Regions from separate parts of the Homo sapiens genome. Here regions 2 and 3 are each linked to region 1. The links are chromatin loops, found by intact Hi-C in ENCODE. Cell type or tissue: CD4-positive, alpha-beta T cell. All regions are shown on one strand.

Evidence for each region. Peaks named below come from ENCODE experiments on the same cell type or tissue, not always from the same donor. Only the 100,000 strongest peaks of a DNase experiment are listed, where the experiment ranks them.
Region 2: a loop joins it to region 1, with 26 times the contacts of the local background. A loop is called at or near these places in 17 of 110 quality-filtered maps.
Region 3: a loop joins it to region 1, with 12 times the contacts of the local background. A loop is called at or near these places in 33 of 110 quality-filtered maps.

The regions. Positions count from the first base shown.
Region 1 is chr21:23,850,856-23,858,855 of GRCh38, reverse strand. It overlaps LOC105372750 (a long non-coding RNA gene), which reads right to left. Exons shown (of 4, transcript XR_937613.2): 2 at 3,289-3,421. Among named protein-coding and RNA genes, the nearest start is that of LINC01689, 470 kb to the left of the region's middle. In CD4-positive, alpha-beta T cell, no CTCF peak of the experiment used is centred here; a DNase peak (open chromatin) is centred at 4,865.
Region 2 is chr21:25,382,430-25,390,429 of GRCh38, reverse strand. It overlaps LINC00158 (long intergenic non-protein coding RNA 158), which reads left to right. Exons shown (of 5, transcript NR_024027.2): 5 at 4,092-4,610. Among named protein-coding and RNA genes, the nearest start is that of LINC00158, 45 kb to the left of the region's middle. In CD4-positive, alpha-beta T cell, a CTCF peak has its summit at 4,356 (motif pointing right); a DNase peak (open chromatin) is centred at 4,359.
Region 3 is chr21:24,510,297-24,518,296 of GRCh38, reverse strand. The region is part of intron 1 of LINC01684 (long intergenic non-protein coding RNA 1684); the gene reads right to left. Among named protein-coding and RNA genes, the nearest start is that of LINC01684, 86 kb to the right of the region's middle. In CD4-positive, alpha-beta T cell, CTCF peaks have their summits at 3,796 and 4,002 (motif pointing right); no DNase peak of the experiment used is centred here.

The sequences.
Region 1 (8,000 bases):
GAAACCACAAAAAACGCTTTCTCTAAAGGTTTGCTCCTGCTCCCTCTGCCTCCCTTGCCCTCCACCTTCAACCAATAACAAAGACAAAAGGCATGTTTTTCATCCTCATGCTCAGTACCTTCGAAAAGATCAGTGTTGTTTTCCTCTAATCCATTTTCTGTTTTACTGCCAGAATGATCTTTCAAAGAAGGAAATCTGGTAATATCTTAACCTGATTAGAATCCTTCAGTGACTTTTCATTGATCTTACTATAAAAACCAGTCTTCTTACAGTGCTTCTAAAAATCGTTGATGCTCCAACCCTTTCTTGCCTCACTGGTCCCTACCACTCTCATTCATTATTCTCTACATTATATATATATATATATATATATATATATATATATATATATATATATATGTGTGTGTGTGTGTGTGTGTGTGTGTGTGTATAATTTTTTTTTTTTTCTTTTCTGAGATGGAGTTTCGCTCTTGTTGCCCAGGCTGCAGTGCAGTGGCGTGATCTTGACTCACTGCAACCTCTGCCTTTCTGTTTCAAGCGATTCTCCTGCCTCAGCCTCCCAAGTAGCTGGGATTGCAGGTGCCCGCCACCATGCCTGGCTAGTTTTTGTATTTTTTTTAGTAGAGACGGGGATTCACCATGTTGGCCAGGCTGGCCTCGAATTCCTGACCTCGTGATCCACCCGCCCTGGCCTCCCAAAATGTTGAGATTACAGGTGTGAGCCATTATATTTCTTTTAGTTTATCAAATGCAGATGTTTTGCTTCTTGATTCTTGTTTTTCTACTTTTGAGTATATACTACCCTAGCTTTTTTTTCTGGCCCATTCTTACCCATTATTTAAGTATATATTTAAACATTCCACCTCTTGAAAAGCTTTTCTTTACTATTTTAAATTAGGTAATGTTTTTCTCCCATTGACAGCTTATATTTCCCTTCCATAGTACTTAGTACACCATATCGCAATTGTTTGCTTAACTATCTGTTTTACCCTTAGACCCAAAGCCTGTGCTATCCGTTCAATAGAAACATAATGCAAGCCACAAATGAAGCCACACATTTCCTTAAAAATTTTCTAGCAGCAGTATTTTTTAAATTGAAACAGATGAAATGAGTTAATGTGTCATTTAGCCCAATATATCCAAAATATAATTATTCCAACATGTAATCAATATAAAATTATCAATTCAATACTTTGTCTTTTTTCATACTATCATTGAAAAATTGACTATCTTATGCTTTCAGCAAGTCTCAATTTGGAGTAGCCATATTTCAAGAGCTCAGTAGCCACACGTGGCTAGGGGTTATCATACTGTGTCCGGAATTGGTTCCTTCCAGTGGGCTCTTGGTCTCGCTGACTTCAAGAACGCAGCTGCGGCCCCTCGCGGTGAGTGTTACAGTTCTTAAAGATGGTGTGTCCGGAGTTTATTCCTTCAGATGTTCAGATCTGTCTGGAGTTTCTTCCTTCGGGTGGGTTCGAGGTCTCACTGACTTCAGGAGTGAAGCCGGAGACCTTCGCAGTGAGTGTTAACAGCTCTTAATGGTGGTGCCTCTGGAGTTGTTTGTTCCTCCCGGTAGGTTCGTGGTGTTGCTGGCTTCAGGAGTGAAGCTGCAGACCTTCGTGGGGAGTGCTACAGCTCATAAAGGTAGCGCAGACCCAAATACTGAGCAGCAGCAAGACTTATTGCGAAGAGGGAAAGAACAAAACTTCCACAGCGTGGAGTAGCACCCAAGTGGGTTGCCTCCGTGGGCTCGGGTGGCCAGCGTTTATTCCCTTATTTGGCCCTGCCCACGTCCTGCTGATTGGTCCATTTTACAGAGCACTGACTGGTCCGTTTTACAGATCGCTGATTGGTCAGTTTTTACAGAGTGCTGATTGGAGCGTTTACAAACCTTTAGCTAGACACAGAGCGCAGATGGATGCATTTTTACAGATTGCTGATTGGTGCGTTTACAAACCTTTAGCTAGACAGAAAAGTTCTCCAAGTCCCCACTCACCCAGGAAGTCCAGCTGCCTTCACCTCTCAGTATTGCATGCTGCAGGTTTCAGCTCTGTAAAAGGAGTATCCTTACTTACCAGGTTCAGCATTCTACTTCCAATTACAGCAGAGCACTTGGCATTTAGAGCAGGCACTCAATACATGCAGGTGGATAAATAAGTAGATGAATGCTAGAATTTCTCTTTAAACATCATTTTAAAGTCTGTGATACATTGTTATAAGTTTAAAAATCAGCTTATGACCCACAAGATTTATTTTATGACTTCATTATTATATTAGTATTTACATTTAGAAAAACATTGTTATAGATATTTGGCTAGGGAGAATATAAGTCAATAATAATTTTTTTTAGTTACTTCAGTAATTATTTTGTTGTCATATTCTTCTGGATTAAAAAAATTCAACTATGAAAATCCTAGTAGGGCTCTGTGTTATTTCATAACCTAAATGCAGTTATTATTATTATTAATCACAAAATCAATAGTTAAAACCAGCTCCACAATAATTATTTGCAAAATATATAAAGGATATAGCACATTTTATCTTCTTCCGTTTTCTTAAATACTGGGTGATTGAAATTTACATTACCCAAATTATTATGATAGACATAAAATTCTGAAAGAGAACTAAAAAGACCTCTACTACTCACCTTCTCTTTTCCAGAGCTCTGCAATCTTCCTATGAACTAATTTTCTAGAGCCGGCTATGACTGGAAAAACTATGATTTTTTAAGGCTATTTTGTTCAACCTTGAGAAGATCTGGCTGATAGAAATAATATCAAATAATTCATAAACTTAACCAATGTTTGTTATGTATACATATTGCTCCAGTGCTGTGCAGGGACTGGTAATGAAAGTGACAGAGTAGTCATGGCTTCCTTTTTTTTATCTTATTCTTTTCATTTCCAAGTCTTTTTTTTATTTTATTATTATTATACTTTAAGTTTTAGGGTATATGTGCACAATGTGCAGGTTAGTTACATATGTATACATGTGGAAGTAGTCATGGCTTCTACCAAAGTGTGTTAGCAATTCTCTGCTCCTCGAGCTCATCCTCTTTGCTTCTGGGTTTTTTCCCTCACTGAAACCCATCTCTTCTCCCTAGAATAATGAATGCTTATTTGCCCATGCCCTGATGATGACAGGACTCTAAAGCAGTGACAGCTTCCTTTTCCTAGTCTCTTGCAAAGATTCTATGTCAGCTTTAACCCAAACTTCTTCTGTACTTTGGTTGTGTCATCCCTTCCTGCCCATTATCACCCTTTACTGAACCTCGACATTTCTCCTCACCTGTCAAAGTCTTTTGCTCCCATTTCACCAGGTCCTCTCCACTCAAACTCTTGTTCTCACCTTGAAGACTCGAGTATCTGACAGTAGATTAATCTGGAGACCTAGCTTCATGAAGGTTCTTTAGTGCCGTAACCTGATATAAATATACATATATATACATATATATATACCTTTTTCCAATGATTCAAATATATGTATATTTCAATGATTCAATAAAATATATAGAGTTTAATGATTCAATCTCTTAAGCACACATGTCTTACATCTCTTTCTGTTATCATGAATGTCCTACCTATTGAATGTTCAACCCTGGTATTCCACATTGGAATCATTAATAATCTTAATCCTTATCCTACCAATGTTACCCCTTGGACCCCAAAAGAGGGTCTTCTTTGCAAGGCCTTAGTCTTCCCTTTTTATACTACACCCCTTCTGAGGGGTGAAGAGTTTGTGGGGCCAAGTATAAGTGCTCACTTGGAGACCTTGCACCTCCTTCTCAGATTATACGCTGAATAACAGGATGCTGGAATTCCTGGCTTAACTGGCCTTGTTCCTGCCTCTGTAGCCTGCACAGATTTTTTATGAAGCTCTTTTCTCCTCAGAGGACCCATTTGTGGTATCCACGTCCTTAGACACAAGCCATTTGAGAAGGTTGTAAAGGATGTTGGGCACAAGAACCTGCGTGACACACGTGTGGTCAGATCTCCCTCAGCATGGGATGGAGCTGAGGCTGGGATGAGAGGAATGGACATCAGGGTCTAAGGAATGGCTCTTCCTGAACCACCACATATTGAAGTGGAACTTCCCTCTTTCATGCTTTTATAAGGATAAATTGTCAAAGTAGCATCAATCACATTGCATTAATAATTTGTCTTGATTTACTACTTTCAAATATTTAGGTAAGTAATAGAAGGAGCTCTAATAACATTCTGGCCCCGGGCACCTTAAATATTAGGGGTGGGTCTGCCAACCATGCTTACACGTCAGCCCTTACTCTAATCAATACTCTCTTGACTTCTATCTCTTTTAATGTCTATTAGCTTTTCTTTTGTCTAAGAACTTGGTTTTTCCAAAAAGCCTGGAGTTTATAATGCAGTTCCACCATAATCACTGTACCCTCCCTTCTGACGATGCTGTTCTTCTGATGTCCTTGCTATACAAAGCCCAAATGTGGTAGACTTTTGCCAGCTGCATTTATCAGTCCTATGCCCATCTTCTGAAAGCTGTTGGAAAAAAATGTATAATTTTGTGGGTTTCTGCCACTTCAATTTTATGATATTTAATTTTAGTTTTGTTCTACAAATCCTATAATACCACCCTTGTCAGATGTATTTCCCATCTGCCTGGCTATTTCAAAATTTTATCACTCTTCTCAAGTAGATAATTTTTGGCCTCCTCATCTTCAAGAGATTGCTTTTATTCTATTTCACAGTAAAAATCAAGACTTGAATGTGGAAAGACCCTAAACTCTTAAACATCAAATTATACATACATCTAAATGTTCTGACTTTCTTCCTTCTGGTTTTACAAGTTTGTCTTAAAACTTAATGTGGGTACTTTGTGATCTTTACTGCCACCTTCAGGATGGCCTCATCTACTGTTATCTTCTCCACACCACACTGCATTAAGTATCTCCTTTCTTTCCGATACCTTCAGCTTCTCTTCTCTCCTCTCTCTCTCTCTCTCTCCCTCTCTCATTTTCTCTCTCTCTGCCTGCTGACTTCAAATTGCTCTCAGATAGCAATATCAGAAAAAAAATTTCTTCATTTATGATATTATTTGAAGTGAAATTATCTTTTCTACTCATAGACATGCTCTTTAGGAAATTAACCAGCCACTGCCATTACCTTCTCCCTGTACCTTGATGGCTCAACATACTTCATCCCAGAACCAGCTCTTACTATTTCGCTGAAATTATTTTTTTATAAAGTCACCAGTGTCTTTACATGCACTAATCCAAAGGGTGCACTTCAGGCCTTATCTTACCTGACTTCTCTGCAACTTCTGATATATTGATCAAGTTTTTGATTATTGACACGCTTTTTTTGTTTTTTCTCTACTCCTGCTTCTTCCCTTATGTTTTAGACCTTCCCAAATCTCCAGCCCAGGAAAGAATACTTATTTTGGTGCATTTGGTGTGCAGCAGAGCTTGATCTTCTTCCCAGTTTTCTTTTCACTTTACAAATCTACTTGAGTCATCTCATTTAGACTGTAACCTTCAACTACCTGCTGACAACTAGTCACTTATCTTTTTTCCTGGATAGAAAACATCAGCCTTCCTAGACAGTTCTGGATCACCTGATTACTGACAATGTACATATTCCACAGAGTCCTCAAGCTGAATTCAGTCTTTTCATCCTACCTCATCAAAGCTTATACTGTCTTACGTATTTATTTTGGAAATTGGTGAAAGCCATCAACATCTTCCAGATTGTCTCAGATCTCTGTGGACAGTCTTTTTCTAGTCTCATTAGCAATGTTTCAACATCCACCAATTCCTTCTACTTCTGTGGCTCTATTCTGTTCTACTTTAGACACCTATCATCAATTAAATGGAATTCTCTCATAGTCTACTCTTATTTTTTGCTGGCATTACCTTCCTCCCAACTATACTATATACATGCATGACTTACTTTTCCAACAGTTAAGATAGGGCACATGCCTTCTTTCTTTAAAAGTGTTTAAGGATCTCCAGTTCTCTATTGCCTATAAAATAAAGTTTTATTTGTATCATGCTTAACTTGACATTGAGAGTTCCTATCATCCCAAGCTCCAACTTCTCATTCTTCTCCATCTGTCTCTTATACTCAAGCCATGCCAAAAACTACCTGCTTCCATATACCTATTCCTTTCATGCCTCTACACTTTGTCAGGTCATTTTATCTTTCTGAAACGTTTTGCCTTTTCCTTGTCTACCTGACAGAGTCATACATACTTTTCAATTTCAGCTGAAGCATTACCTATAAAAACTTGACTTCTCCAAGCAGACATAAGGTCATTTATCATGGTCCAATAATCTTGGTCCTGATTCCAATGTAGCAGGAATTACCATGTAATACCGAACAATTTTCACAGTGTATTTCAAATGCAATTGACCAAAATGCCAAATGTTGTATTCTAAGGGACCCAGTATCTGTTTCATTATTGCAAATAATTCTTGGAAAAAAATGAGATATTATGCTTCTCCCAGTTATCTCAGCTAAGACTATTTTCAAAGAACTGTTTTAAGTGTGTGGGTTATCACAATGTTCCATATACACTGTTTGCTAATCACTACATTCTAGACACTATGAAAATTCTTTCACATTCCTCCAAAATTATGTGTTAAGTCCATTGATGGAATAGGATAATGAATAAGGTTTACATCATGTCATCATAAAAAACTTCAAGTTGAATGTTAGTTAACACAGTTCTTAAAAGCACTTTGCCTAACCAATTATCAGAAATATCTTACTGGCTCCCTTATTTAAAAGCTTCAGTTTCCTGCTCCATTCCCTGGGATCTACTCTTTTTACAAATTTCCTGTTGCCTCTTTCACAGCTGTTTTTTTTGTTTTGTTTTTTGCTTAGACAACAATGGGCATTTTATTATTGAAATCATCAATACATTAATTAAGACCTAATATATCTGGAATATAATTGCATACAATTTTTTTTTAGCTTTTCAATCTTTATTTTTCTTCATTTTATATTTGACTGATACGCAGAAGACTTGTGCAGAAGAGTCTAGCTGTGTCTTTGTTTCAATGTCTTTTCCAGACTCTATACTTAAGGCTTCTTGTAATATATCTAATGATTTCAAGGTATTTTTTGAACAAAGACTGTTATTTTTCTAAAATGGGCTCTTGGACCATTTTTAGCCTACTTCACATTGACTGTGATCTTCTTGGGGTCACAGATAAAACTTTTCAAGTCTTTCCTCATAGAAATTTATACTACTTCCAATAAACATTTCTGAAACAAAAACGTATATGAATACAGTAAATATAAACCTAAAATGTTTGAGTGACAGTTGTATTTCATAATTCAGCTTTAATTAGGTGAAGAATATAAATATTAAAATTAATATAAGTATTACTTCTTAATTATTTTATGAAAACTAAAATTTCCTCTAAGTTGTTCAGAGTATTTCAAAATTTTAGGAACTTCCAATATTTTAATTTTCACTGTTGTTTTTAGTATTGGTTAAATAGATAATAGGTGAGATTTATATGCTCTTCTCTGTTCCTGTTGTGTTATCATTAAATTAGACTCTTTTGGTATGTACTTTAATATAATACTACTGTTTTATTTTATTTTATTTTATTTTATTGAGATGGAGTCTTACTCTCTTGCTGAGGCAGGAGTGCAGTGGAACGATTTTGGCTCGCTGCAACCTCCACCTCCCGGGTTCAAGTGACTCTTCTGCCTCAGTGTCCCAAGTAGCTAAGAATACAAGTGCCCACCACCCCACCCAGCTAATTTTGGTATTTTCAGTAGAGACGGGGTTTCATCATGTTGGCCAGGCTGGTCTTGAATTCCTGACCTCAAGCAATTCGCCCACCTCGACCTCTCAAGATGCTGGGATTATAGGCATGAGCCACCGCGCCTGGCCAATACTAATGTTTTATAATTACACTTTGTCAAAAGATCTAGAATTCTATGACTATTTTCAACAACTTTTGATAATATATTAATAATAATGATAAAATGACAACAATAATAACATAATAA
Region 2 (8,000 bases), 1.5 Mb before region 1:
TAGAAGGCTATAAAGAAACTAAAGACACAAAAGTTATAGGATTTCTAAGAAACAAAGGTTGTCTTTTTGTATAATTGTCTCATGTAGAGAAAACAGAAAAGAAGATTATTCCCCACCCTTAAGAACATGAAAGTAGAAAAGAATGGTTTCTAAAAAGGGTTTTCCTTGAGACTCTGCCACCATAACTTGTGACCTTTTAAGGTATTTCTAAGTATTTACAAATTGAGCATACTATGTCCTAGAATGTTCTTTGAGCAGAAATTTTGGTACATAAAATTATTTATTTGGAGTTTGGTTTAAGGCAAAGAACAGGTTGAAATATATGAAAGTACAAAATTCAGAGAATTAAGTGAAGATGAGCTGAATATTCTGAAGGTTGTGTTAGTCCATTTTCATACTGCTATGAAGAAATACCTGAGACTGGGTAATTTTCTTAAAAAAAGAGGTTTAATGGACTCACAATTCCACATGGCTGTGGAACTGTAATGCCTCACGATCATGGCGGAAAGCGAAGGAGGAGCAAAGGCACATCTTACATGGTGGCAGGCAACAGAGCGTGTGCAGGGGAACTGCCTTTTATAAAACCATCGGATCTCGTGAGATGTATTCACTATCAGGAGAACAGCACGGGAAAAATCCACGACCATGATTAAATTACCTCCCACTGGGTCCCTCCCTTGGCATGTGGGGATTATGGAAGTTACAATTCAAGATAAGATTTGGATGGGGACACAGCCAAACCATATCAAAGGTATTTGGATCCTGTTTAAATATATGTTATAAAGTCTTTGCTAGTTTAAAGGGAAAAGAGAAAAAACTGATGGCAAAAGGAAGCCGATGAAAGGGGCCATATGAGGAGACTAACCAAAAGGAAATAGTCAATTAAAGACATTTGGAAAATTTACCTAGATGGAGTACTATAGGATTTGGACACTCTGCTGGATACTGAATACACAGGATTAGGATAAAATCAATGCTGTTGAAGAATAACTGTAATATGCAGCAGCTAACATTTATTAAGCATTTATTATATACTCATTTATGTATTACAACAGCCTGACGAAGTAGGTATTATCTCAATGCTACAGATGGTGCAGTGAGATTAGGTAACTTGTCCAAGGTTACACAGGTAGCCAGTGAGCCCACTATAACATGCTGTCTCCTTAAGTGTTGTTAGGGAGAAATATGATTTATTAGGCAGTGTTGGCTGAGTTATGTGTGGTAACATATGACTCCAAAAATTTTAGTAATCTATAATAACACAGTTTTTTTGTTTGTTTGGTTTGGTTTTGGTTTTGGTTTTCTGTTTTTTTTTGTTTTTTGTTTTCTTTTTAAATTTCATTGCAGGACAGTTGCTCTGATTCATTTCTGGACTTCAGTGGAAGAAGCAGCCCTTATTTAGGATATTGTTAGTCTTTGGCAGAGGGAATACAAAGCAATGGAAGGGTGATGTGATGGCTCCGAAAGCTTCTGTTGGATGTAGAATATAAAGTTTGCTCACCTTTTTTAATCCAAAGTAAGCCATGCGGCAAACCTGACAGTGGGGTGAGGAGTGAAATGTTCCCACTAGGGAGGGTCTTTAGAGGGCCCATACAGAGAGTTTAGGTTCTTTGTCTTTTGTTTTTGTTTGTTTTTATCGTGTGAATCTTTAGCTTTACAAGGAAGAGAATCAATGAATGGTTGGTCTGACTTCATTTCACACTGAGGAGTTAATAGTATGACCCAAAAAGTTAATCCCTACACTGTCAGTTTGGGAGTGGCAGGTGGCAGAGAGTTACGCACACGGGAGACAATGCAAGGGAGGGCGCTACCTCTCATAGTGATCAGTAAGGGTAGTGAGACAGCCAAGTGGAAAGGGGTCCACAGAGAAGCTTCAGGCAGCCTGCACACTGGGAAGAGTGAGCACTGGGGTGGAGCCACAGAAGTTTGCACCGTTTGCAGTGGGGAGGAGGCTGACCCCTCCTCTTCCCGGGTGGAAACCGGGATTCAATCTGTGAGGAGGGAAGCATGTATAGCAGGACTCTCTCTCTGCTGAGTCCGTTTCCCATTTTTTCCTTTTTGCCCCATAAATTCCATTTTTCTCACCCTTTAAAGTGTCTGTGAGCCTAATATTTCATGGCTGTGTGACAAGGACCTGGCTTTTAGGTGAACTAAGGAGAAAATCCTACAACAGTAGGACTAGGGCATAGCCAAAATCCAAACACAGCAAAATCCACACAACCAAAATCTTTGCTAAGCAAGGCACCTGGGAAAAAAACCTGTCTCAACAGTAAGTCAGGCCACATCAGACATAAGCTAAAGGCTGGCCTGAGTGAGAGCTGGTAGGGAAGGAGAGATGAAGCAAGATGATAGGAAACAAGATCTGGTTAGGGCTGAAGGTCAGTTCAGCTATCAAGGGCGGGGGAAGCCAGTTTTTGAGGAGGTCACTTCAAGCCTTGAGTTCCTTTGTCTAACCCCCTGTTCTCCTGGCTGTTTCCCATTAATTTTTGGGGAATGTGCTATGAACTGATGGGCACAGATGTGTGTAAAACAGAGACGGTTATAGACAGTCCTATTTATTCAAATGTGACAGGATGATGGACCTAGTCATATCCATAGAACCAATTATAAGCTAAACCCATGCAGGTAGTTAGGTGGAACAGACACATTTAAAAACGAAGAGCACTTTAATTCTTGAATTAATGTTAAATTCAGCCTGAATTTATTGGATAAATGTCTCATTTCATGTAAGTAAATCTAACTAAAGACTTTAACTAAATCTAACTAATGACTCTAACTAAAGCTATTTCCACAGAGATGTAAATTGTTCTTGATGAATACAATGAAAGCAAGTAATAATCGCTTTTTGGAACTTAGAACAAATTCACTTCAGGTGAAGGTTAAGCACTTGAGAATAAGACAATTATTTTTCCTTTCAAATACTAAAGAGTTGCAAAAACTCTGGTGATAAATTGGAACATTTGGGAAATGAAGGCAACAGTAAGATTTAATTTATTGCCCATGTGTAAGAATTCTAAGTTTTGCACATTCCTTGTAATCTTTTCCTATATACATGTAAAAACTGTGTAATTACATAGTTTAAAATTTCACTGTAATATAGCATGTTCCATAAATGATTTTTCAGGTTCTAGGACAGTCCTTATGATTATAATGGTTGCAAAATAGTTCACTGCATAGAGTTAACCTAATTTAATTTATTATTTTTATTATTAAACATGTAGTTTCTTTCAGCTTATTATCATTATTAACAATACTGCAGTAAATGGCCACATGGAACCTACATGTTTCTTTGTTTTGGATTTTTTTCATTGCAATACATGTCCTAAATTGGGATTACTGGGTCAAAGGTTATAAAATTTTAATGACTATGCAAACTGACTTAAAAATAACTACAAATAATTTAACAAAAACATGTGGGTATGTAATCCACTGAATTCTCGCTTGCTTTAGAAATTATATTTAAAGGTCACATAAATTGACTAATTAATATTGTAGAAAAAAATGATACTTTGTGTTAATTTGTGTGTCTGAATACTTGTGAGGCTAAACACTGTCCCGTAGGTTGCTTTAGCCAACAGAAGGAGTTATAATTCTTTCATTCGGTAATTGGACAAATATTTTTTGAGCGCCTACAATGTGCCAGGCAGTTTTTTTTGTTTGTTTGTTTCAGAGCACACAGCAGTGAAGTAAACAAACTCCCTTGCCCTCATGGATTTTATATTCTATGGTAAAAAAGACAATAAACACAATAAGTATTAAAATTATGTAGTATGTTAGAATAACTGCAGTAAAAAATAAAGTAAGATAAAAATAATAAGGAGTTTGTTAGCAGAAGTTGCATTTCTAAATATGGTGGTCATTGAAAAACAAACATTTGAACAAAGACTTGAAAGAGGTGGAGTAGGTCCCATATGGTATCAGAGGAAAGTGTTGCAGCCAGGGATGTTAAGTTGTAGAAGACCCTAAGGGGACCATGTGTGAGGTGTTGCAGGAGAATCAGGGAGGCCAGTTTGGCTAGAGTGAAGTGAAATCTTTGATGTGATGAAGTGATGATCTTTGATGAAATCTAGTAATGCTTATTTGTTTCATAGGAGAAAAACAAGGAGAGAAAAATCTAAACCCAGCAGAAGAGAAAGTTTAAGAAAGCGGTCGTCGCCAATACCAAAATTAGCTATGATATTCAGGAAGAAAAAAATGGAAACACGATAACCACAGTCAATAAAGACCAAGGCCACATTCCATTGACCAGAGCTCAGCCACGCGCCACACCTGGCTAAAGAGACTCTGGCTGAAGAATTCCCTGAATATTTTAATGTAGCTCTAGGTTATAACACAGAACAACCACAAGGTGGCAGAAGAACTCCATTCTTGTAAATCTCTTAGTTGCTTCTTTATTTCATCTTCCCTATTCCATCTAATGTTCCCTGAATTTTACTATTTTGTTGGTTTGAAAATATGTGTGACTTACGTCCTTTAAAGGATTTGGTTCGTAAGGTTTTGAATAGACTGGAATATAAAACATTTATAGAAAAGAAAAATACCTACAGTATGATGTTAGTGAACTATTAATAATCCAATTAAATAAAATATATTTGCTTTGGATTAATACATATTTTGTTTTGATGTTTGCTAAATAAAACTAAGCATTAGGAGGCCAAATAGCCACAATGAACATTTTCATATTATTTAATAAGCCAGTTTCAAGGCATACATGCTAAATTTGTTCTTAAGGAAAAGTTGAATTTTTGCTTTCATGAAATTACAAACTCTAAGGCAATTTTACACGTGTAAATCCAATGTGTTCTGAAGTTTAAAGTGTCAAAGGCTGTTGGATTTAAACAGATCTTGTATGACTCTCTGTTTCATCTCTTCAGAGGTTGATAGTAAGCAACTTTGGCAGCAACTCACAGCTTCTGCTGTAACATGAGGCTAATAATGACGACTTTATAAGGTTGTTGCAAAGAGTCAGGGATGCCACAAGCAACGTTCTTTATATATGCAGAATTTTAAAAATAAAGTAAATAAAAATATTCCTTCCTCTATTCCCCATTTTTCTAACATTATTTGCAACTGGTGTTTTAATGCAAGACCAAAGGCTAAAATATACATGTAGCTAGCAGAATCAAAACCTAGATCAGATGTTCAAAAGCATCATGCTGCTAAAAGATTTCAGAGTCTAAAACCTGTGCTCACTCTTCTGAAACATCTTTCCACTTCCTGTTTAAAAAAAAACGTGATATTCTTTGAAGCTCATTTTTTGGGCTTCATGTGTTGTAATTATACATTTGTTATATAGGGTATATGATGACTTACGCTCTAAGGTATTATTCAGTACATTGTAGAAAAAGGAGAATAAAGAATGTTGTTTGTCAGTAGGCAGCTCTGTCCTCTTTATCCTTGACTGTAATTTACTAAAGAGCTGACAAAATTACAGCACAGGCAGCAATTCACCATATTACCCTGCAGACAGCCAAGAGACTGACATTGAGATGATGCGTTTTAACTTGGGTCCATGTAAGGAACCTGATGGGGTTATATGAATTCTTTTCTGTACTATGAAAAAATGAAGTTGCTAATAAGAAGGAGGTACAAAAGTGTGTACTCTGCGCAAGGCTACTGATAAAGATGCTACAGGGATGCGTGGAAACCCAATATGTAACACTGAAATGGCTTTTGATTCATTTGTATTTGGTCTCAGACAAGAAAATAGATTAAGAAAAGGTCTGAAAAAATGGAGCACTAGGAAAAATGATAGGAAATTTTGTGTTGTTGATAGTTATCTAATATGAAATACACGTTTGTAATATTTTGACATATATGATTTAATACAACTATATTTTGTAATAAATATCTTTAATTCTAAGGATTGAAAATCTTAAAAGGATCTAAATTTTATAGTTATAGCTGTTTTGTTTCAATAGGCTGATGGACTTGGAAATTCCAGGTTTCTTAAACATATTCGATGAACTTGAAAAGCAGGGGGAGATACTTTCAGATGGCCTTGAATGGGAGCGGGGGGACCCTGGATTTCACTGGACACATCTTTCTTCCTTTCTTCTCTGTAGTTTGGGACCTCTTCTTCTCAACTAGTCAGCAATTATAAGAATGAAAATTACCAGCCGGGCGCGATGGCTCACGCCTGTAATCCCAGCCCTTTGGGAGGCCAAGGCGGGGGGATCACGAGGTCAGAAGATCGAGACCATCCTGGCTAACACGGTGAAACCCCGTCTCTACTAAAAAATACAAAGAATCAGCCGGGCATGGTGGCGGGTGCCTGTAGTCCCAGCTACTCAGGAGACTGAGGCAGGAGAATGGTGTGAATCCGGGAGGCTTATGTTGCAGTGACTGCACTCCAGCCTGGGCGACAGAGCGAGACTCTGTCTCAAAAAAAAAAAAAAAAAAAAAAAAGAATGAAAATTACCTTAGCAGCTATTCAGAGTAGGTCCAAAAGATAATCAAATAAAGAAGATTTCAGTATTCTCAAGGTGGAAGAGACAATGTCTTTGCATCTGCAGTTGGAAAGCCTGGAGTAATCTCCTTCCACTGTGGAAATCCCTTCTGTCCTCAAGGTCTCAAGCATATGATACCTTCATGATGGATTTCCTGACTCTTGGAGTTAAAACGTTCCGTCCCTTGCCTGCACTCACGTAGCCATTAGTTTATCAGGTGTTACATCCTCAAACAGAGCTGCTAGGCCACGTGTGCTCTTTACATACAACCTCTGACGCTGGCTAATGACTACTGGGCTGGCATTTTTCTCAATTCTTAAGAAAAACCAAAACCAGTTTGGTTTTCTTTTTAAGTAGTGGTAAAATAGACATCATGTAAAATCTACTATTCTAACCATTTTTAAGTGTACAATTCAGTGGCATTAAGTACACTCACATTATTATGTAATTATCACTACTCAACAGTTTTTTGTGTGGATTTTTCAGGGTTTTCTAAATATATAATCCTATCATCTGTGAACAGAGATAAATTTAATTCTTCATTTCCAATTTTATTTCCTTTTTTAGAACTTCTAATATTATGTTGAATAGAAGTCAGAAAAAAATGTGTGATTATACTTCTATGAAGCACCTAGAAGTCAAATTCACAGAGCTAGGAAGTAGAATAGTCTACGAAGGGCTTCGGAGAGGGGTAATGAGAGTTATGGTTTAACGGGTACAGTTTCAGTTTGTGTTGATGAAAACATTTTGGGCATGGAATATGAGCTTTTGTCTTAGGTTCTGATTTCAGAGAAAAATGGCCAATATATGCTGCTTTTGTTTTGCTCATGGCTAGAAAACTGGGGTCTGGGAACCAAGGGATGGAAGTGGGATTGGCCTTTTTCACTATCACTTCCAGTGATACACTTTGGGAGAATATTCATCTTCACAGCCTTAGGATCTTCCAGAATAAAATGTCTGGTTTCTCATGGGTATAACACACCTATGGGAGGACACAGTAAGAGTTCCAGTGAATGAAGCTACTCTACCCCTGGTCACTCTTGAATCCCCAAATCAGAGGATCAGTAGGCAAAAAGGGGGTGTTCTATATTGGTAGGATAATTGAGTCTGATTATTGCATGAGGACTGATGTTGCATCATGGTATCTGGTAGGAGTAGCTCTGGAATTTGGAAATTCACTGGGTTATCTTTGGATGCCTCCATGTTCATTGACAACTATAAATGAGAAATTGAGCAACCTTGGCCCAACCAAGATGAGACAAATAAAAACTAAGGTTTCTCAAGGATGAAGGTCTGGGTTATCCAACCAGAAAAGCCTCGAGCTGCCAAAATACTGGTCAAGGCAAACTGAAAATAGATGATGAAGAAGATTGATGGTGGATATTAGTTATGGCCTCAGGTTGATGACAGCATCAGGGACTGGCCCATCAATCCTTTATACTATGCCCCTGTAGACACCGGGGTTGGTTGGAGATTGAAGAGGCCTCTGTAACACTTGGGACTTAAGAGAAGCCATGCCAGACTGCTGCTTTTTGTCTTATATTGAAGGGA
Region 3 (8,000 bases), 660 kb before region 1:
GGGTTTTTATAGTTTGGAGTTTTGCATTTAAGTATTTAATCAGTCTCGAGTTAATTTTAGTATAAGGTGTAAGGAAGAAGTCTAGTTTCATTTTTTTTTTTTTTTTTTTTTTTTTTTGCGTGTGGCTAGCCAGTTCTCCCAACACCATTTATTGAATAGGGAATCCTTTCCCCATTGCTTGTTTTTGTCAGGTTTGTCAAAAATCAGATGTTTGAAGGTATGTGGTCTTATATCTGAGTTTTCTATTCTGTTGCTTTGGTCTATGTGTCTGTTTTTGTACCAGTACCATGCTCTTTTAATTACTGTAGCCTTGTAGTAAGTATAGTTTGAGGTTGGGTAGCGTGATAACCTCCAGCTTTGTTCTTTTTGCCTAGGATTGTCTTGGCTATTCAGACTCTTTTTTGGTTCTATATGAATTTTAAAATATTTTTTTCTAATTCTGTGACGAATGTCAATGTTAGTTTAATGGGAATTGCATGGAATCTATAAATTGCTTAGGGCAGTAGGGCCATTTTAACAATACTGATTCTTTTCATCCATGAGCATGGAATATTTTTCTATTTGTTTGTGTCCTCTCTGATTTCTTTGAGAAGTGGTTTATAATTCTTGAAGAGGTCCTTCATTTCCCTTGCTAGCTGTATTTCCAGGTGTCTTATTCTTTTACTAGCAATTGTGAATGGGAGTTCATTCATGATTTGGTTTTCTGCTTGCCTGTTGTTGGTGTATAGGAATGCTAGTGATTTTTGCACATTCATTTTATATCCTGAGACTTTGCTGAAGTTGCTTATTAGCTTAAGAAGCTTTTGTGCTGAGGCGATGCGGGTTTCTATATATGTCATCTGCAAACAAAGATAACTTTACTTCCTCTTTTCCTACTTTTTTCCTTTATTTTTTTCTTTTGCCTGATTGCCATGGCCAGAACTTCCAATACTATCTTGAATAGGAGTGGTGAGAGAGGGCATTCTTTTCTTATGCCAGTGTTCAAGGGGAATGCTTCTGGCTTTTGCCCATTCAGTATGTTATTGGCTACAGGTTTGTCATGTATGGCTCTTACTATTTTTAGCTATGTTCCTTCAATACCTAGTTTATTGAGAGACTTTAACATGAATGGATGTTGAATTTTATTGAAGTCGTTTTCTGCATCTATTGAGATAATTATATGGTTTTTATCTTTAGTTCCATTTATGTGATGAATCACATTTATTGATTTGTGCGTGTTGACCCAATCTTGCATCCCTGGGATGAAGCCAACTTGATCATGGTGGATAAGCTTTTTGATGAGCCACTGTATTCTGTTTCTTAGTATTTTATTGAAGATTTTTGCATCAATGTTCATCAGGGATATTATCCTGAAGTTTCCTTTTTATGTTGTATCTCTGCCAGGTTTTGGTATCATGATGATACTGGCCTCATAAAATGAGTTAGGAAGGAGTTCCTCCTTTGCAATTTTTTGAAATAGTTTCAGTAGAAATGGTACCAGCTTTTCTTAAGATATTTAAGTGATGGATTTGAAAATGGAAGACAGAGTCGTGAGATAAGAAGTACATGCAGTCCCTAGAAGTTGGAAAAGCCAAAGAAACATTTTCCTAGAACATCCAGAAGGAATGCAGCCCTGTCAGCATGTTGTTCCCATGACTTCTGACTTTCTGAATATAAGATAATAAATTTGGGTTGCTTTAAGGCGCCAAATTTGTGGTGATTTGTTATAATAGTAATAGAAAATTAATACCCATGTCAATAATCACAATAATGCAAATGGTCTGAACATCTCAATTAAAGGGCATAACTTTTCAGATTGGATGAAAAAGCAAGACTTAGCATATGCTTGCTCCCACTTTAATGTATGAAACAAATTGGTTAAAACAAAACAATAAAAAATATATCACCTGATAACACTAAGGAAAAGCAAGCTGGGATAACTATCGATATAAGAGAAAACCATTTTTAGAACAAGGAAGATTGCCAGACAAAAGAGAGTCATTTGAAAATAACAGGGTCAATTAAAAATGACATAACATTTATTAATACTTATCAATCTAAAACAGAGTTTTAAAATTAATCAAGGAAAATGATAAAAATGTAAAGAGAAATACAAAATCTAAAATTATAATCAGATTTTAAACATCCTTTCTCAATAGAAAAATTATGAAAAAGGTTACTAAATATGTAGAAAATTTAAACAATACTATCAATTTGACCTAATTGATATTTATGAAACACTTCACTTAGGTACAGTAGAAAAGCACTGTTTAAAATGTAGACCAGATTTTATTACCTAAAACAAATCTCAGTAAATTTAAAAGTATTCAAGTCATACACAGTATGTTCTCCAACTACAAAGAAATTCCATTTAAATCAATAACAGAACAATATCTGGAAAATCATCAAATATTTAGATAGTAAATAATGCTTCTGAACAATTCAAGAGTTCAAGTAAAAAATCAAATGGGAAATTAAAATGTATTTTGAATTGAAAGAAAATTAAAATTCAACATATCAAAATTTGCGGGAAGTAGAGGACACAGCACTCAGGAAATATTGTAGCACTAAGCACTTGGGAGAAAAAGAAGAAAGTTCTTACATTGTTGAGCTCAGTTTACAAATTAAGAATCTAGAAAAATAAAATCAAATGAATCTCAAAGTAGATTGAGTAGATAGAATAATAAAAACAGCAGTTTAATAAAATCAAAACAAGGAAAAAATAGAAGAGAAAACCAAGGAAATCAAACAATCAAATTTATCTGCTTATCTACCACTTAGGATATGAAAGAGGAGAAGAGGAAGAAGGAAAAAGAGAAGGAGCTTCAATGCAAACAAGATCCTGTCTGTCTCAGGGAGTTACTTGCAGACACTTTTGGAATAATGTATGGCCCACGGGAGGAACTCAATAAGTAGTCGGTGAATAAATTAATTAATATTTCATTGAATATATTCTTATAAGAGCATCCTTTTTTTCTGATTAAATAGCATGAGGCATTAGATAGAAAGCATTCTGTGTTCCCAGGTGTGGTGTTGTGGCAAAATATTTTGTGATTAAAAAAAATACTCTCCATAGTTTTTGACATAATGAAACATCATTTTGTTAAATTTTTCCTAGCACAATGTATTATGCAATTGTAGAGAACACGCAGAGCAAAATGAAGGCTGGTCTTAAGTATATGCTACATGAGAAGAGTGAACACTGCCTATAGAACATCTATCCAAACTTCAAGCAAGCAACAAAAGCATTCAGGTGTATTTTAAAATTTAATTTTACTTTTATGTAATGTTTCACTTGTACTTGCCTGTTATGGGGATCACATTATGGATATGTCTAGCAAAAAAAAATGCTATTTCTTGTACAATACACCTGTGCAGAATCACAAGAATTCATGCTACTTCTTTGAAAATATACTATTCAAGGAATATATAGTATTTTACAAATAAGAATATTTTCTTATTGATTCTTATTTAAAAATTCTACATTTTAATTATCTATGGACATTTTATTTTCAAGAGATAAGTTTCTTTAAGGTATTTAATGTCTCTAATCTATGGTTGCTAATTTAAGCTAACGGTTTTCCAAATCTACAGAACTTCACCATATTTAGTATTATGTGAGCAAACCTAAATATACATTTATTAAAATAAATGTAAGATAAATGCATGTTTTAAGTAAAATGTTCTCTTTTAAACTGTCTTAAGCAATGGAGAATATTAACGACTACTTTAGCCAGGAAAATTAGATTCAATCATTCTGTAAAGACACTAGTTTATTAATTTTTCCCTAGTCACATCACAATAATGTCTATTTCCGTGTGAAAGTGCTTAAACTGTAAAAGTAAACAGAATAAAGTGCACAGCAGTTAAGAACCTAACAGATGCATAATTTTGATAATTATTGCACACTTCATTTAACCATAACACAATCACACATCAGCCTGGTCTTTTCTAAAAATATTTGAATATGAAAATACTTTGTTTTCAGCAGCATATTTTACCACTAGGTGGTAGTATCTCCTTTATTCTTCATTGAAATGGCATTCAGCATCTGAAGATCACAATTTCTGTTTATAGATTTAAATAGTGATGAATCAAAGAAAACGCATTATTTGCAGTGAAATTTTGCTTCTTAACCCTCGATATTCTGTAAGACTTCGGCTTTATTTCATGTTTCCAGGAGTCTGGTAAAGATGTACGAGTTAAATGTATTTACAATGGTTATTGTTGATGTTTGTTATTATTAAAAGAATAGGAATGTCATTGAGTTTCTTAATATCTTGAGAGTGGTCTAGACAATATGTATTGCCCCAGATTGAAATAACATCACTCTGTACAGCTGGATTATTTTGATACTTAGGTTATAATTTACAGACTTTCTATCTCACCACCCCTACAAAAATAATTGCTCTTCTATAAATGTTCTACTTGGTGAGAAGGATCAACATTTCAGTATTTTCAAAACAGCAGAAAACACAATGTAATATAATTTATTTTTTTAGTTAAGTATAACAAAAGATTTTACGGGGATATTAGTGAGCTATTTCTCTTCCCTGCTCTTTTCTTTTAATCGGTGTTTATATTGGTTCTAAAGAAGTCCTGAGAATACCTATGACATTGTTATTTTCAATAGTTACCACCATACATTTTATGCAATGTTTTTGGAAATGTGATCTATTTCTACAGATTTACTTATTATGAAAAATTAAACATTCTTAATATGAAATATTGGTAAATTTTTAGAAAGTTATGCTTCTCAAATACAAATGATATATATGTAAACCAGGATAAACAAACTGGAGAACAATTAGGCAATATGTTTGTATTTTGAAAAGATAAATGAGTACTGAATATATATTTCCAAAGAAATATTCAGAAAGAGTGAACAAATCGGCCGTAAAGATGTCTAGTATAGTATTATTTACAACAGTAAAACATTTGATACAATCTCAATATTCAGTAATAAGAACTTGTCAATTTTTCATGATACGTCATACAATGGGAAATAAATATGAAAATACTATTAGATAAGAATATTTATCAACATGAAAAATTTATGGTTAAAAATCAAACTAAATTTTTTAAAACATTAAGAAAATGACTTTTGTAAAATATACTGATGTGTTTATACCTATGTGTGTATCTAAACCCATATGTATAACATCATGCCTCCAAATATTTTTTTGGGTTGGCATATCTGGAAAACAACATTGGCCTTCAGATTAGCTACAATAATAAAATACTTAACTAAATACAGGTATTTCAGAAATTTATTTTTAGAAAATCAACATCAATTAGATTTTCAGGATACTCTAATCAATGATATAGTTTGGACGTGGAATGAGAAAGCACATATTATATCATATCATCCATATTATATCATATCTCATATCATATTCTATCATATCTCATATCATATCTCATATTATATCATATCTCATATTATATCTCATATCATATTATATCATATATCATATCATATATCATATCATATTATATCATATATCATATCTCATATCATATTATATCATATCTCATATGAGATATGATATAATATCATATCATCCATAGAATAAATGATTAAAAACTTAGAGTGGATAGTTAACATAGTAACGGCAAAGTGCAAATCCGATATAGAATAAATTAGGGAATCTCAATCTAAAAGTCGATTTTCAGATGCATATAAGTCCATTTGTCTTTCTTTTGGTACTATGACTAGCAAACTCTTCCTAAGCTCCTCTTAGGTAGAGAACACTAGACATGATGAAAATCTATTATGCATTTTGCAGTACAAGAATCTCAAATAATAAAGTTTACTTCAGCATCCCTAGTAGACACGGAAGGGGCTGCAAGCAGGTGCCGAACTTCATTTGACAATTTTCAGAGTAGGAAGGAAATGAAATGTCAAGGCTAAAGGAAAATAATTATTCTTGCAACTTCCACAAGCATGTTGTCTCTTCTTATCAATTCTTATTTCTAATTACATATGAAGTGTGTACACAAACTAATGTTTACCAAAGAAAACTCTTGAGTATAAGGCCAGTTTCATGTTTTTTTCGTTGTTAATTATTTTTTGATAACTTATTTAATCTACACTTATGAGTGCTCACTTGAAAAACAGAATATCTCATACCACCCTTTTTATATTCATGTTCTTTTCGTAAATTGGTTAGGTGATTTCTACTTCATTTCACAACAACAGTTTTAGTTTCAGTTTTCAAATTTCTGTTTTTTTAATTTGGTACCATTTTAATCCTCATAGCAACCACTTTTTTTTTTTTTTTTTTTTTTTAGACATAATCTCACTCTGTCGCCAGGCTGGAGTGCAGTGGCTCAATCTTGGCTCACTGCAATCTTTGCCTCCTGGGTTCCAGCGATTCTCTTGCCTCAGCCTCCCAAGTAGCTGGGACTACAGGCGTGCACCACCACGCCCGGCTAATTTTTGTATTTTTAGTAGAGACAGTGTTTCACCATGTTGGCCAGGATGGTCTCAATCTCCTGACCCCATGACCTGCCCGTCTTGGCCTCCCAAAGTGCTGGGATTGCAGGCATGAGCCACTGCGCCCAGCCCATAAGCATCCACTTTTATGACACACAATTTGAACATTTAGAAGTCAGTCATGATATTAAAGACTTTACATTATCTCATAATCTACACATTATCCATTTCTGTTTTATTAAAGTAATTAAAATGTTGTTGCCTATTTTAAAGGCATAGGATGATTTTTTTCATAAAATTTTGTAACCTCTTTAAATCACATTTTAGTTGACAAATTACTCTAGGGAGCACAGGCTCTGAGTGAATAGAAAATATCAAATAGCAAAAGCTGTAACTCATTTGTTATCCTTATATTTCAACTAAGCAATTATACTTGATTGAATTACTGTCTATTCACTTAGAATATGACTAAATGATATAGTTGCCACATTTTGAACCAAATTCTGGTTCAAATTATATTGAATTTTTATTTTTGAGACAGGAGTTTCTGTTTAAATAAAAATACACTTTGCATAGCTCAAGCACCTATGTCTTATTCAAATCTCATATAGTTAACAGGTATCCATTTCTAAACAATATTTTTACAAAATAAATGCTCTTCAGATGACACCATTTCATTTCAGGATCTTCGCTAATGAATTTGTCAGTTGTTGTTTGTAATTATTTATGAGCCATTAGCTCAATGTTGTTATTACATCCTGACAACAGTGACATTTTAAAGAGCTTTGGATAATAAAATACACTTCTTATATACAATGCAATGTATTCTCCATTATTTTTATAACAACATGTCTCTAGAAACCAGAATTTCTAATGTCTCCCAATACAATCGTTTGCCATGAAGCAGCGGTTCCTTCTCAAAGTGTTTGTTGTGCCCCAACCAGTAGCACCAGCATAACCTGGGAGTTTCTAAAAATAAAACATTATCGGGACCCCCTTTTACTGAATTAATCAGAAGCATTGGCAATGGAGCTCAGCAATCCATATTTTAATACTTCTCCCAGGTGACTATGATGCATATGGCAATTTAATAGCTATTGTTATATATTTAAAAGAGAGGTAAATAGTGTTTAATTATTATGTTAGTAATGTATGCTTTATGAGATACTCAAAGTTTTCACTTTAAATTACAAAGGATCTGTTAAATTTATGAATGATTAACCTGTAGGTTCAACTGTCCAATATTAGCTCAAATGCTAAACTGTAGAGAATAATAGTGCAGGAGGTGTCACCATACTGCTTCTTCTAGAAACATAGCACGTAGTTGATGCATGTAACAAAGACACATGTTTGAATTTCAGTTTTTTATTAAATGAGAAACATTCTAAGGTTTTCTAGAAAACCATTTACAGTAGGTTAATTTTCTCCCAAGACAACTGTGCCTAAAGACATTCATAAGTAAAAGAAATAATTTTCTGATAATGATTTACCAGGTTCTCCTTGGCAGGGCAGTCTGATGGCCACATTTCAATTAGGACTTGGTGGTACAGTCACCACGAAGAAATAAATGTCACCTGTAGCC